Linked DNA regions of Homo sapiens: region 2 is linked to region 1. The links are chromatin contacts, found by Hi-C or POLR2A ChIA-PET in ENCODE. All regions are on one chromosome and are shown on one strand. Each heading gives the region's core, a stretch centred on a gene start or an enhancer-like site at or near the end of the contact. The rest is flanking DNA. Distances are from core to core; before and after follow the strand shown. Region 1 overlaps LOC124907827 (a long non-coding RNA gene). Region 2 has its middle 330 kb from the start of DYSF.

What was found. Hi-C counts contacts between places; a loop is a spot of excess contacts on that map. ChIA-PET counts read pairs that join two places held with the same protein, here RNA polymerase II (POLR2A). Pooled maps may share reads with other maps.
Region 2: a map of PC-9 shows a loop between it and region 1 (2.8-fold over the local background). The contact joins two enhancer-like sites. A Hi-C loop is called at or near these places in 14 of 168 maps with a recorded cell type or tissue (PC-9, Right ventricle myocardium inferior, Right ventricle myocardium superior and 7 more) and 13 of 50 pooled maps. POLR2A ChIA-PET finds 5 or more read pairs at or near these places in 2 of 52 experiments (PC-9 and WTC11).

What each region holds. Positions count from the first base shown.
Region 1 is chr2:71,698,876-71,704,508 of GRCh38, reverse strand. All of the region lies in intron 1 of LOC124907827 (a long non-coding RNA gene), which reads right to left. Among named protein-coding and RNA genes, the nearest start is that of DYSF, 230 kb to the right of the region's middle. Within about 2 kb of position 4,113, at least 13 of the 41 ENCODE cell types and tissues checked have a DNase peak (open chromatin) inside an H3K27ac peak, as active enhancers do.
Region 2 is chr2:71,789,575-71,795,451 of GRCh38, reverse strand. No RefSeq gene overlaps it. Among named protein-coding and RNA genes, the nearest start is that of DYSF, 330 kb to the right of the region's middle. RefSeq lists enhancers at 523-1,134, 3,118-4,105. Within about 2 kb of position 1,856, at least 2 of the 41 ENCODE cell types and tissues checked have a DNase peak (open chromatin) inside an H3K27ac peak, as active enhancers do.

The sequences.
Region 1 (5,633 bases), core at 2,864-5,363:
GGACAGCCTGATCCCATCCTCCTCATCCCACAGGTCTCAGGGCAGGCGTCTTCCTAGGGACATCCCACCCTCCAGCAGGACAGATCATCCTCCCTGTCCCAGAAACAGTCTCTGTCACCCCGCAGGGCACAGGGACACGTGCTTGCCCAGATCTTCCTGCCTCCCCAAGGGCAGGGGCAGTCTTATTTATCAGCTCCTGGCATAGCCTTCTGGGCTCAGCACACACTCAGCACATACTGGCTGATTGAATAAATGAATGAAGTAATCACACTCATGCAAGTGGGCGGCAAGAGAAAGAGTGGAGCTCTGCCTTCTGCTCCCCGCCGTGTGGCTGTGCGGGCCCAGGCAGGCTCCCACCGCCTCTGGCCTCACAGGTGGACTGGATCAACTGGGTGGGGGCCCTGCCATCTCCCCCATATGGAAGGATCTGAGGGCTAGGGCTGAAAGGTGTATGCAGAAACTGCTCTTCCAGGACAGAGAAGGCAAACACAGCTGTGGGGGATTGAGCTGATCCCTGAAGTCAGCACCCAGGTTGGGGGAAGAAAGGGAAGAGCTCCTCCTCCCCCGAGAAGGTTGGCACGTGGTCCACCCAGCTCTAGATGTGGACCTGGGGGTGTCTTTGCCCTCAATTTCCAGGAAGGAGAAACCCCACACATGCCTGGATTTCTGGTGCAGGATGCATTACCAAGTGGGGCCACCCAGAAGTCCCCCTTGGTGTCTGACTGCCTTCCCTTCTGCTGCCTGACCTGCAGAGGTGCCATTCCGAGGGGCAGGCAAGGACAGGGAGTGTAGCAGCAAGGCCCCCGCTGCCGTCCTCCATCCTCCCCTGTTCTGCCACACATCCCCCAACTCAGCTGCTGTGGCCACGATGGCAGGGATCCTGAGGAAGGGCTTGGCATCTTGGAGCTCACTCTGCTACATCATGCACAGTGAGCATAACACCAACAGAGCTGGGTCTTGAGCCAGGCAGGAACGGTGCCCGGGGTGCCTGATTAAGGGACAATGTCTGCTGAGAAGGCAGGCCTGGGTGGACTCGATGGCAGAGGTCCCCAGTTCTACCTCACCTGGATGCATACAGTCATTCTGCAAAGGTTAAAAAGTCTTTTCCCAGCCCCAGACCGAGCCCTCACCCTGGTCCCCAAGAGCATTCTCTCCACCATCTCTCCCTCCTCCCTTCTCTCCTCCTCAACAGCCCCTGGTCTCCAAATTCCTGGTGAAAGGACTCTTCCTTCGCCCCATGGAGAGTTCCCTGCACACTCTGAGCCTCACAGTCGAGATCAAACAAGCCCCATGGCCACTACCAAGCATGAGGTCCAACCACTTCCCCAGGCATCTCTCTCCCAGCCTTCACTGGGGATCGGGTGTTTGGTGGACTGGCTGAGGCCAGCTCAGGGTAGGCTGTGGCCCCCAGCCCTTTCCAGGGGCAGAGCAGCACAGTGGCCGTGGCCCCTGACTATGATTTAATTTGCTTCTCACAGACCACACAGGGGTCTCTCAAGATGCCGCCCAGGATTCTACATGGGAAAGACCCTGAGATGCTTCTGCAAGCCTTGGCTGCTCTGACCTGGGGTTCCAACTCCCGGCCCCCCTTGCCAGGCCAAAGAGAGGTATAAGAGGCAAGTCAGCGGCCACAGCCGGGCTCTGGATGAAGGAAGAGTCGGCCCCACGGCAGAATCCTCACACTCATGCAGGGGGAGCTGGCTCCAGGGCTCCGCCTTGCCTGCCACTCACCTTTGCACTGTAGCTCCTCACAGGGCAGGGGAGCCCGTCACCTACCAGAGAGACCGCTCCTCACCATCTCTAATGTGGGCACCTCTTGGGAGTCCTTTCATACTAGCAGCCTTGAGAGGACAATGTGCACCCCGAAGAATAGGCAGGCTGATGGACAGACAGAGACATTCTCAGAGCCCCGACCCTCCTGCCACCTCCTCCAGGAAGCCTCCCTTCATGGGGAACTGCCCCCTGTGATCCAGGGTCCCTTGGCCCTCAAGGCTTCCAGAGGAGCTGCTGCCATGCCACTTGCTCCCCCTGTGGCTGGGGAGGCAGCTGGCCCTGCATCCAGTCACCAATCACTTTCCCCTTCACAGGACCCTAGTGAGGCCCCCTCATACCCACCCACTCCCAGGGAGTTCAGTGGGTCATAGGAGTTCACGCAAGGGTCCTAGTCCTCTGGGCCTGCTGCGCTCCCAGCCTCCACTGCAAGCTGCACCCCAGCCCCGGGCAGGCAGGGCCCCAGCCCACATGCTGCTCTGCCAGGAAAACACCAGCCTCTGCTATTCTGGGGCTGACACCTTCAGGAGCATCCAAGCTCTACCATGCTCCCTGGGTCCTCTGAAAAGTCCTTCTGATCCTCCCAGGACCCCATCACAAGCCAGCGTGCACCCCCACAGGACCCAGATGCCGGCCTTCCTCTCCTGCCAGGGCCTGGCCCCAGCTCTTCCTCCTTGGCAGCTCACTCATAGCGGTCTGTGTCTACCCAGGGCCCTATGCTCTGCCCTTGGTCAAACTCCCCCATACCCTGAATGGCCTCGAGTCTCAGCAGGGACTAACCCTGCTATACACATGTGCATGTGTGTCTATCTGGTCTTTGCCATGGGTCCTAAGGGCCCCCAAGGGCAGGGCCAGTATCTCCACCATTTGACTGTGGGCTCGGTAAAGGCTCTGTCTTCCCCATCAGAATACACGTTTGCCAATGGCAATGGCCATGCTTTCCCTACCAACATCTGAGCTCTCCAAGTGCAGGGGCTGTATCTCCCCATCAGACCTGAGGCTCTCTGAGAGCACAGATGGGGTCTCCTACATAGGCCTGGGGGCTCACAAGGGGCAAAGGCAATGTGTGCCCCATCAGTGTGCATTCTAAGGGCAGCCATGCCTTTTTCTCCAATCTAAGGGCTCCCCGAAGGACAGCAGATGCTCTCACATCAGACCTGGGGCTCTGCAGAGGCAGAGGCCGTGGCTCCCTCATCAGACTAGTGGTTCCTAATAGAGCAGGCCCACCTACGTAATTCATAGGGCCAAGTACAAAATACAAATGTGCCTTTTTCCAAAATTATTGGGAAAGTCAAGGTGGTGATAGTAGGGCATTAAGCCAAGCGTGGGGCCCTTCTGAGCGTGGAGCCCTGTGTGACTGCATAAGTCACATGCCCGTAGAGCTGGCCCTGTATGGAAGGGACTGTGCCTCCCCTGTAAGATGAGGCGGCAGGTGAGGAACTCAGAGGCCAGGCGGGCACAAAGCCAAAGGGAATGGGAAGAGGCCTGGAGGTGAGCAGGGCAGGCCCCAGGCCCCGAGGAGGGACACACAGGGTCACTTCCCCAAACAATAGGGCATTCATGAGCAGCCTGGCTCCACAGCAGGGCCCTGACGCCAGGCCCCGACGCCAAGCTCAGCCCTGTAATTCATGCTCCAGTCCCTGAGCCGAGCACTGGCAGGGGCTCAAGTAGGAGAAAGTTGATGCTGCGGAGGTGGCCGCAGTGGAAACATCTATTTTTACCCTGGCAGACCGGGAGACAGGTCAGCGGTGGCTTTGAGTGAATCCCAGTGCAGCCACCCAGGGCCTAGTCCCAGCCTAGGGACAGCCCAGACCAGCGGAGGGCCACCCAGGCAGCCCCCATGCAGCACCAGGTCAGGCGGGCCTCAGACCAAGGAGCGAGTCAGAGCATCCCCGGAAGGGGCCCCACCAGGGCCGTCACATTTCTCCCCGGCTCTGCCCCTGACACTCACTTCTGTCCCTGCCTTGTGAACAATGTCAGCTCAGAACAGAAGTGGAGATTCCTGAAGCCCTTCCCCAGCCATTCCTGGTCAAGCCCCACCTCCCCCTCCCCCGCCTCCCCCCACCGCCTCCCCCGGGGTTCCTGGGGATGCCCTGGGCCATCAGAGTCTGAGAATGGAGAAAGCAGAGGGAGGCGTACAGGGTCTCATCTCGCCTGCCCTGAGGTGGGGAGATCTGCTCAGTGACCCTTATCCGGGAGAGGTCGTTGCTGAAGCCAGTGAATGAACACTGATGGGTGACTTTCAGACTCTGCACCAGCCTGGCTGGCACACCGGTTAGGTGGCTCCTACCTGGCTCCCGGGTGAGGCCAGCTTTTCCTCAGTTCTTACCTCCAGCAGCCAGCACTTGAGGCCCCCACCTGTCCCCCCTGCAGGTGGAACACTGTGTGCTGAGGTGTTTACGTTACATAAACCCAACCACGCTCGTCAGGAAATTTGTAGCTCCCCTGAGGAATGAAAACTCAATGCCTTCTTGCACAGGGCCAGGCAGGGATCCTAGCCACAAGCCCCGGGTCCACCTCTGGCTCCTGGATTCCTCTGGTCTGCTGCCAGAGGGAGTAGCATGGGGCGGGTTGGGGAGGGCAGGAATGTCCCCAGCCCACTCACCTCTCTCTGCTCTGGTGGGCAGACAACCAGCCCCTCTGGCAGCCAGCTAAGACTGAAGCAGAGGAGGACCTGGGTCCCCTGCCCTGGGGTTCACCTCCAACCTGGAGATCTGTTGGAGAAGCCACCTGCCTTTGAGTGGCAGTTTAGCATCCCCACTCTGGGAAGCTCTCTCCGCGTTTAAGGACAGTCTGCAGTCCTCATAATCTCCAGTGTTGCCACCCAAGTCTTCTGGGCCCACTCCTCAGCCACCCATCCTGATCCATCGCCTCCTTGACATACTACAAACACTCCTATCCAGTTCTAAGCATGTATTAGCTAGTGTACTCTCAGGTCCAATTTGCCCTCCTTCCTCCCTGTCCAAGTCCCCTTCCTTTGGGGCTGAGGAATGAACAATTGCCCTCCCCAGATGAGAAGGTTGGGGTCAGAGATCCTTGGGGCAGGAGCTACCCTGGAGGATCGGGCAGGGATGGAGAGCCAAGAACCGTCCATCCACATATGGCTGTGAAGTCGTGTCCAACACAGCCCTGGGTTGGGAGGGTGACACCTACATCATTGTCCTTCAAGACGGGGCCCTTAGAGGTGTGCGGTGCTCTGCCAACTTCTGAGGAATAACAGAGGATCTGGGCTCCCCAGGGGCATCACTCACTTTTTATAGGTCTTCTGAGCAGCCCTGAGGCCATCCCCTAACGAGTCCTGCCTGTTCTATGGGGCCTCCCAGATTAGGGTCTCGCTCATAAACCACAGAGGTCTGAGCTTCTATGGGAGGAAAGAAGGGCCATGCCCCAGCCCCAGCTGGGGGAGGAGGGAGGAAAGGGGGCTGCAGACAAATGGTTTTTACACTTTGAGTTAATGAGGGTCAGGCAGGGGCACCCACTGGCAGGAGGGAATAAATGAGAGAAAAATTGATGGGGGGGATGGAGGAGAAGGAGGGGTGAGGGCTTTGAATGAGGGAGGTGAGAGGAACGCCTAGTCATAAAAATCTCTTACAGACGCACACTCACACAAAGACATACATCAGCCCGTGCAAGCTTCCTGAGCCCCGCTGTGTGCCCAGCCTGGGGCTGGAGGCTGTGAAGCGGTGACCTCCGAACGCACTGATAGCAAACCTCCACTGGTGAAAAGTCTGAGCATGCACTCCCCTAGATGCTGATTTATCTCCCCACACGGTCTATCCATGGACAACAATGAGGACTTCAAGGCAGGTTCTAGGTCTAGGATGAGGGCCACTGCTGCAGGTGACCCATGCAAGGCCTCTGGG
Region 2 (5,877 bases), core at 607-3,106, 93 kb before region 1:
GCAAACTGTGGCTTCAGAAAAACCAAGACTAGTGCCTGGCATGCAAGTAACAGCTGAGCTTACGGGAGAAAGGTGAGGGTTGGGCTCAGCCAGCACCCCTGAAAATGCAGTTCTGTTGAGCTCATTTAGCACTGAACAAGCTCCTGCTGTTACCCACACTCCGGGCACTGGGTTACAAAGCAAATTCTTTGTATTCTCTACTCTCAGGAGGCTCACAGTCTAGTTGCAGAGAAAAACAAGAAAAGAGCTATTTCAAAAGAGGTGAGTACAGTGACAGGAGAGCACTCTGGAGCTGAGGGCTTGCAGAGGGGCCCCTGCTCAAGAATGGGAGGCTGGGCTGTCCACTGGATGCTCTCTGTTGGTTCTCAATCCATACTCTCCCACCCCCCACCTTCCCAGCACCCCCTTCTCTCATCTTTTTTCAAGCTTCCCTTCTGCCCCTGATGATGTCTTCCTCTGGAAAAGCCCTCAGGGCTAAAGAAAGGGTATGGCCCATCCCCAGGGACATGATGGAGAGCCCTTCCCAAGGGAGAAGAGACCAACCCTGTAGACCCTTGGTCCGGAGGGGGTCCCCTCTGAAGGAAGTTCGCAGTCCTCTGAGCTTCCCCATGCTCAGCGCCTCCTCTGCCCCAGGCCTGCCTGGCTCCATGGGGAGGGATCTGAAGGGCCCCTTGCACCCGCACCAGGAGCCCCTCTGGGAAGGCCCAGCTTCTGCTGGGGCATTTCAGTGGTGCAAACCTCTGCCTCTGGAGACATCCAGAAGCCACTTTTTGACAGCTTTGAAGGAGCAGAAGTGATTCCCTGCCCTATACGGGGGAGCATCAGCCTCCTTGAATCCTCCAGACTCGAGTCCCAGGCCTGGGTTCTAAGGCCTCATAGAAAAAGTCTTGAAGAACACAGCTAACATGGCTGCAGCTACCTCAGGACCAGGTTACCCAGCAGACCCCTTCCCAAGTGGCTTGCCCCTCCCCACTCTGGCCCTGCAGCCTCAGGGGCCTCCCATTCTTCTGCCCAACTTCCCCCTCACCTCCACCCAGGACTTCTCACTGCCCTGAAACCTAATGCTTGGCGTCTCCTTCACTCTGGCCCAGACAAATCATCTGCTGTAGCCCCAGATCACAGAGCTCCTGAGTGTCAGCCTGGGTGACAGCAGAGGCCCCTGTCTTTAGCATAAGCATCAGATCCCTCAACTTGTCTCACTCTGTCACTATGTTGAATTTACCGGAGACATGGAGCACCCCTGTGGCTCTACCTGTAGATAGGACCCTTTCTTTCCCCACTCAAACTGTCTCACAGAGTCAGCTGCAGAGAGGCTCAGCCTCCCAGGCACATTGATGAATTGCACTGGGATGGCCACCACCTGCCTCCTCCCATGCTTTCACGGGCCTTGCTTTTTTTCCCTCTCTCTGCACACTGTGCCTGTAGACTGGATGCTGGGTGTGGGGCTGGGCTTCCAGCTGTCCCTCCCAAGTCTAGGAAGAAGAAGCAAGGTGGGAGGCAGGGGTGGAGGTTTGAGAAATGGAGGCAGAGGGAAGGGAGATGGAAGAAAGGAAATTTGGGCCAATGGATGGGAGGCATGGAGGGGGAATCTGGAGGGCTTGTGTCAGGTGGAGGGGGTTGGCATGATATCAGGGAGCTTGAATGGAGGAAGCAGGGGTCAGAGAGGTGGGAGCAGGGGAGAGGAGATGGGGAACCACAGCAATGGCAGGAGCTGGGAGCTGCTGCGTTGGAGGTTTCCTTACTGTCTGAGTGTTTGCCATGGAATTTCCCAGCCTAATAAAGAAGAATTTAAATAGACCACAACTTGCTTAATGTTGACTGTGTAAATAATCCAAATCCCCAGTTCCCTTTGTTCCACAGGCTATTTGTGTCAAGAAAGAAAGGGGTGGGGGGGAATCCAACAGAAGCCGCTGTCCCAGATAGCGAGAGTTGGGGACTCTCTGTTCTCCTCCATCAGGGCCCCAGGGAGCAAGGGTTGAGGCCTGGGACAGGGAGACTTGGGTTTCCCAGCCAAGCCTTCCATTTGTGAGCCCACATACGCAAGCACGTAATCCCCACACTGACTCACGTGCATACATGTACAGTGCGTATGTGTATGCACAGCACATTTTCCCTATACTGACTCATGTGCATGGATGTATATACATACACACAATTGCCCATGCAGGCTGACTCGTGTGCAGACAGGAAAACATGCAAGTGTGTACACACTCAAACACAAGGAATCTCAGGAAGGGTCAGCTGAAGGGGCCAGGCACAAGGTCTTAGCATGGGTCAGGTCTCAGCCACTTCCCTCCACCCCGTTCTACCTCTGAGCAACCCTGTGGCAAGGCCCTGGCTTACATGGCTCAGGAATGGGATCCTGTTGGGTGGGTAGCAGAATGGCTTTGGTCACACTAAGTCACATCTAAAGAGGGTTCCTGTTGGAGGAACAGCATGAAAACCAAGTTCAGAGTTGTTCTCCAATCCCCACTCTTGGCCAATGACACATCCCCTCCTCCCACAAGACCCGTGTACCACCACACTCAGCTATGCTGAGGACTCGGAAGAGAGGGAGAAGAAACAACCTTCCCTCAAGCTTGGGAACCGAGCACGGCAGTTTCTAGCCCCTTATTCATAGGCATGGCATAGGCAATTGAGATATATCACCACCCAGTCCGAGGTATCCGAGAGAGAGAGGAAGGAAGAGAAGGAAGGGAGAGAGAGAAGGAGAGAGCTAAGAGGACAGGAGTGGAGAAGGAGATGACAGGAGAAGAGAGGCAAGGGGAGGGGAAGATGACCAGTGTCATTTCATTCTTGCGTGTGTGCCCAAGCAAACTCACACACACATCACACAGAGCAGGGAGAATAAGGTCTGGCAGTGGGGAAGGGGCTAGCCATGCACGTATTCCCAGGTTAAAAATCCCTGCCCCAGTCCTAATTCTGCTTGGTGCCTGAGCCCTGGGTCTTTCCTAGCCACCTAAACCATGCTCCCACCCACTTCACTGCTACTCCTGCTCACAAGGGCATGGCTCAGACTGAAACAGTTATTTCTGTGCTCAGCCTCAAACTCTGGAAGGCCCAACAGAGGTCCCAAGAAATCAGTGGCAGGGGCTGGCTGAAGACCAAGCCCAGACTATAGAAACCTTGTAGGGGTGCGATCAGGGCTCCTATCCCAGGAAGTCACAATGTAATTACATCCTGAGAATACAAGAACAACCAGTGAGTTAAGAGTAACCACTCCAGATAACCCAGGAGGTATCAATCACCAGCGGCTGCCTTATTTCCACGAAGCCCCCAGTCCACTTTCTCTGCTCCCCCTTTAGGGCAGGGCCTCCAAGGATGGAAGAGCAGGCGACTGGTGCCTCCTTTTCTGGGTGGGCTGGGGGCTCCAGGCTCGGCACTGGGGCAGATGGTGTGCATCTCTCAGGCTGCCTGGGAAATGGACGGAAGTGGGGCTGTTCACACGCCCAGAATCTCTGGGCTGTCACCAGGTCCCCTTGATCCTCTTTCCAAGAAGGAAGAGGGGAAAATGTATCTTTCCAGGCCCTAATCCTCTCCACATGGGTGGGCACTGGAGCCGCCAGGGCCCCGCTGCAACACGCAGGCCTGCAGGAACACCAACGCCACTGCACGGGGAGGACCCTGCCCCCAGGCCCTGCAGGTATGTGATTGTAGAAGCCTCTGCCTCCCCAGCATTTTTTACACAGCCTCCACACTGCCCAACTCCTACCCCAGGCTAGCCTCTGCCTGGTATCCCCTTGCATGCTTCACATCAAAGGGAAACTGAGTCAGCACCACCCGATGGACACCTGGGTGGAAGAAGCCAGGCAAGGAGTCTGGCCTGAGCTGAGGCAGCCGTCTGAACCTGAAGCCCTCACAAGGGCATAACAGGCAAAGACGTCCAGGAAACCTGCCCGGGAGTTGGGGACCAACTCCTGCAGATCGCTGCAGTGCATCAAGAGGGGCTTATCTGCCTCCCTGTACACTAGGAGCAGGACCCTAAGCAGCTGTCCTCTCATCATTGAGCAACCCCCAGGGCTAGTTCCCCAAAGGGGGCCCAGGCTGGTGCAAATAAAAGGAAGGTACTAGAAATGCCCCAGGATGGAGCCCTTTGGGCCAGCAAGGGGAGCTAGGGGACCCTTGGGAGGAAGGTCTGTGTATGGAGACCCTTGTCCAAACCACCCCTGAAGCCCTCCCAGCCAGGATCCCATGAAAGGCCAGCTTGCACAGCAGTGTTACAGCTCTTTCTTGCTATAGCAAGATGGACCCCCCAGCCATCTCCACAGGCTGCAGGATCCAAGGCATGGCTCATGTAACAGTTGATCTGGGCCATATGGAACCCAACTCCCAAGTTCCCACGACCTGGGCATTAGTGACCTCCACGTTTAACATCTCATCTGAGGACACAGAACCAGCATGATAAGCACAGGCATGCGTGGACAGCAGATATGGGCTATATCCACGGCTGCAGCCCCCCGCAGCCCACATCCTGGTCCTCTAGCTTGCTCTTGCTCTGGGCCTACCAGGGATGCCAGGCTGCCTTGCCCTCTCCAGCCACCATGACCACACAGCCTGGACCCTGCAGGCAGAGAGGCTGCCAGGAGGCCTGGAGGCCAGGATGGCCTGGCCCTGCTTTGATCTTGGGCATCAAAGGCCAGGAAATGCAATCAGCTCTGAGGAGCACTCGCTGTCTGGTCGTCCCCAGCAGGCACAGGCCCAGAGCCCTCCCCGTCCTTCTCAGGCTGGGCCAGTCCCTAGCAGGCCAGCCAAGGGCTCTGGGCAGGGGGCTGGAAAGTCCACCCCCATCCCCAACCAATTCGACGGAAACTATTTTAATAAGAGCTAATTCTGCTGACATGGCATCTTCTTTCTGCACCCCCACCCCTGGTTCTATGCTCCCCTCCAACCCCACCCCCGTCTTCCCCCCTGACTTTTATTGTCCCAGACATTTGCGTGAAAACAGGAACTTTGTGCTCTGGGCTCCATCTGCTCCTGCTTATTTCTCACTTGGAGCTGCAATCCTTGGCCACGCATGCCCCCTCTCCACCACCTCACCCTTTTCTCCTCAGACTGCCCCCAGCATCAAAGACTTGTGGGGTCTCTGGTCCCTGGGACAGGCTGGGGTGGCCAGAGAGATTGGCCTCCTATGGGACCCCTTCTCTACCAGGCTGTGGTCATGGACACAGGGGGCTAGGAAGCTGGGACTGAGGCAGGACTTAGAGATGGACACCCTCTGCCCTGGAGCTGAATTCCCACCCCTGCCTGCATCCCTCTTTGCCCCAGAGGAAGAGAAAACCTCCCCCACCACCTGAGAAGAATTCAAGGTATCAGGGGAGCCTTGCAGACACCAACAGCATCTTGTGTGAGGAGCTGGAGTTTGCAAGTCCCAGGGATCTCCCTCCCTGAAGACCTCTGGATGAGCGTCTGGGAGTCGCATGCTTGAGCGAACGCCATCTTGTGTTGCTCAAGGGAATTAAAATGAATAGCCAAAGGCTGTTATTAAATAAATGAATAAGTGAATAAATACTACACAAACCTGTCATGAGGCACTCACTATGCGTCAGGCATTTGCCTAGAATTTTACAAACATGATGTCACTTAACCAGGGCGGCATAGTGCTGTTACAATCCCCACTACGCAGATGAGAAACTGAGGCACAGACAAGTTAAGTTGTTCCAGGTCGCGCTGCTGGGGAGAGTGACAGAGCCTAGCCTCCTTCATACCTGAAAACAGTCGCCGTCCACTCTCCCCTCTGAATCTTTGCTTCTGCTTTGCTCTGGAAGGTGCTCCTTCCTCTTCCTTCCCATCCTTCAAAGCCCATTTCCATCTTCCCCATGAAGCCTCTGTTCTCTTACCGCCATTTTAAAGCTAAGGAAACTGAGACCTACAGCGCAG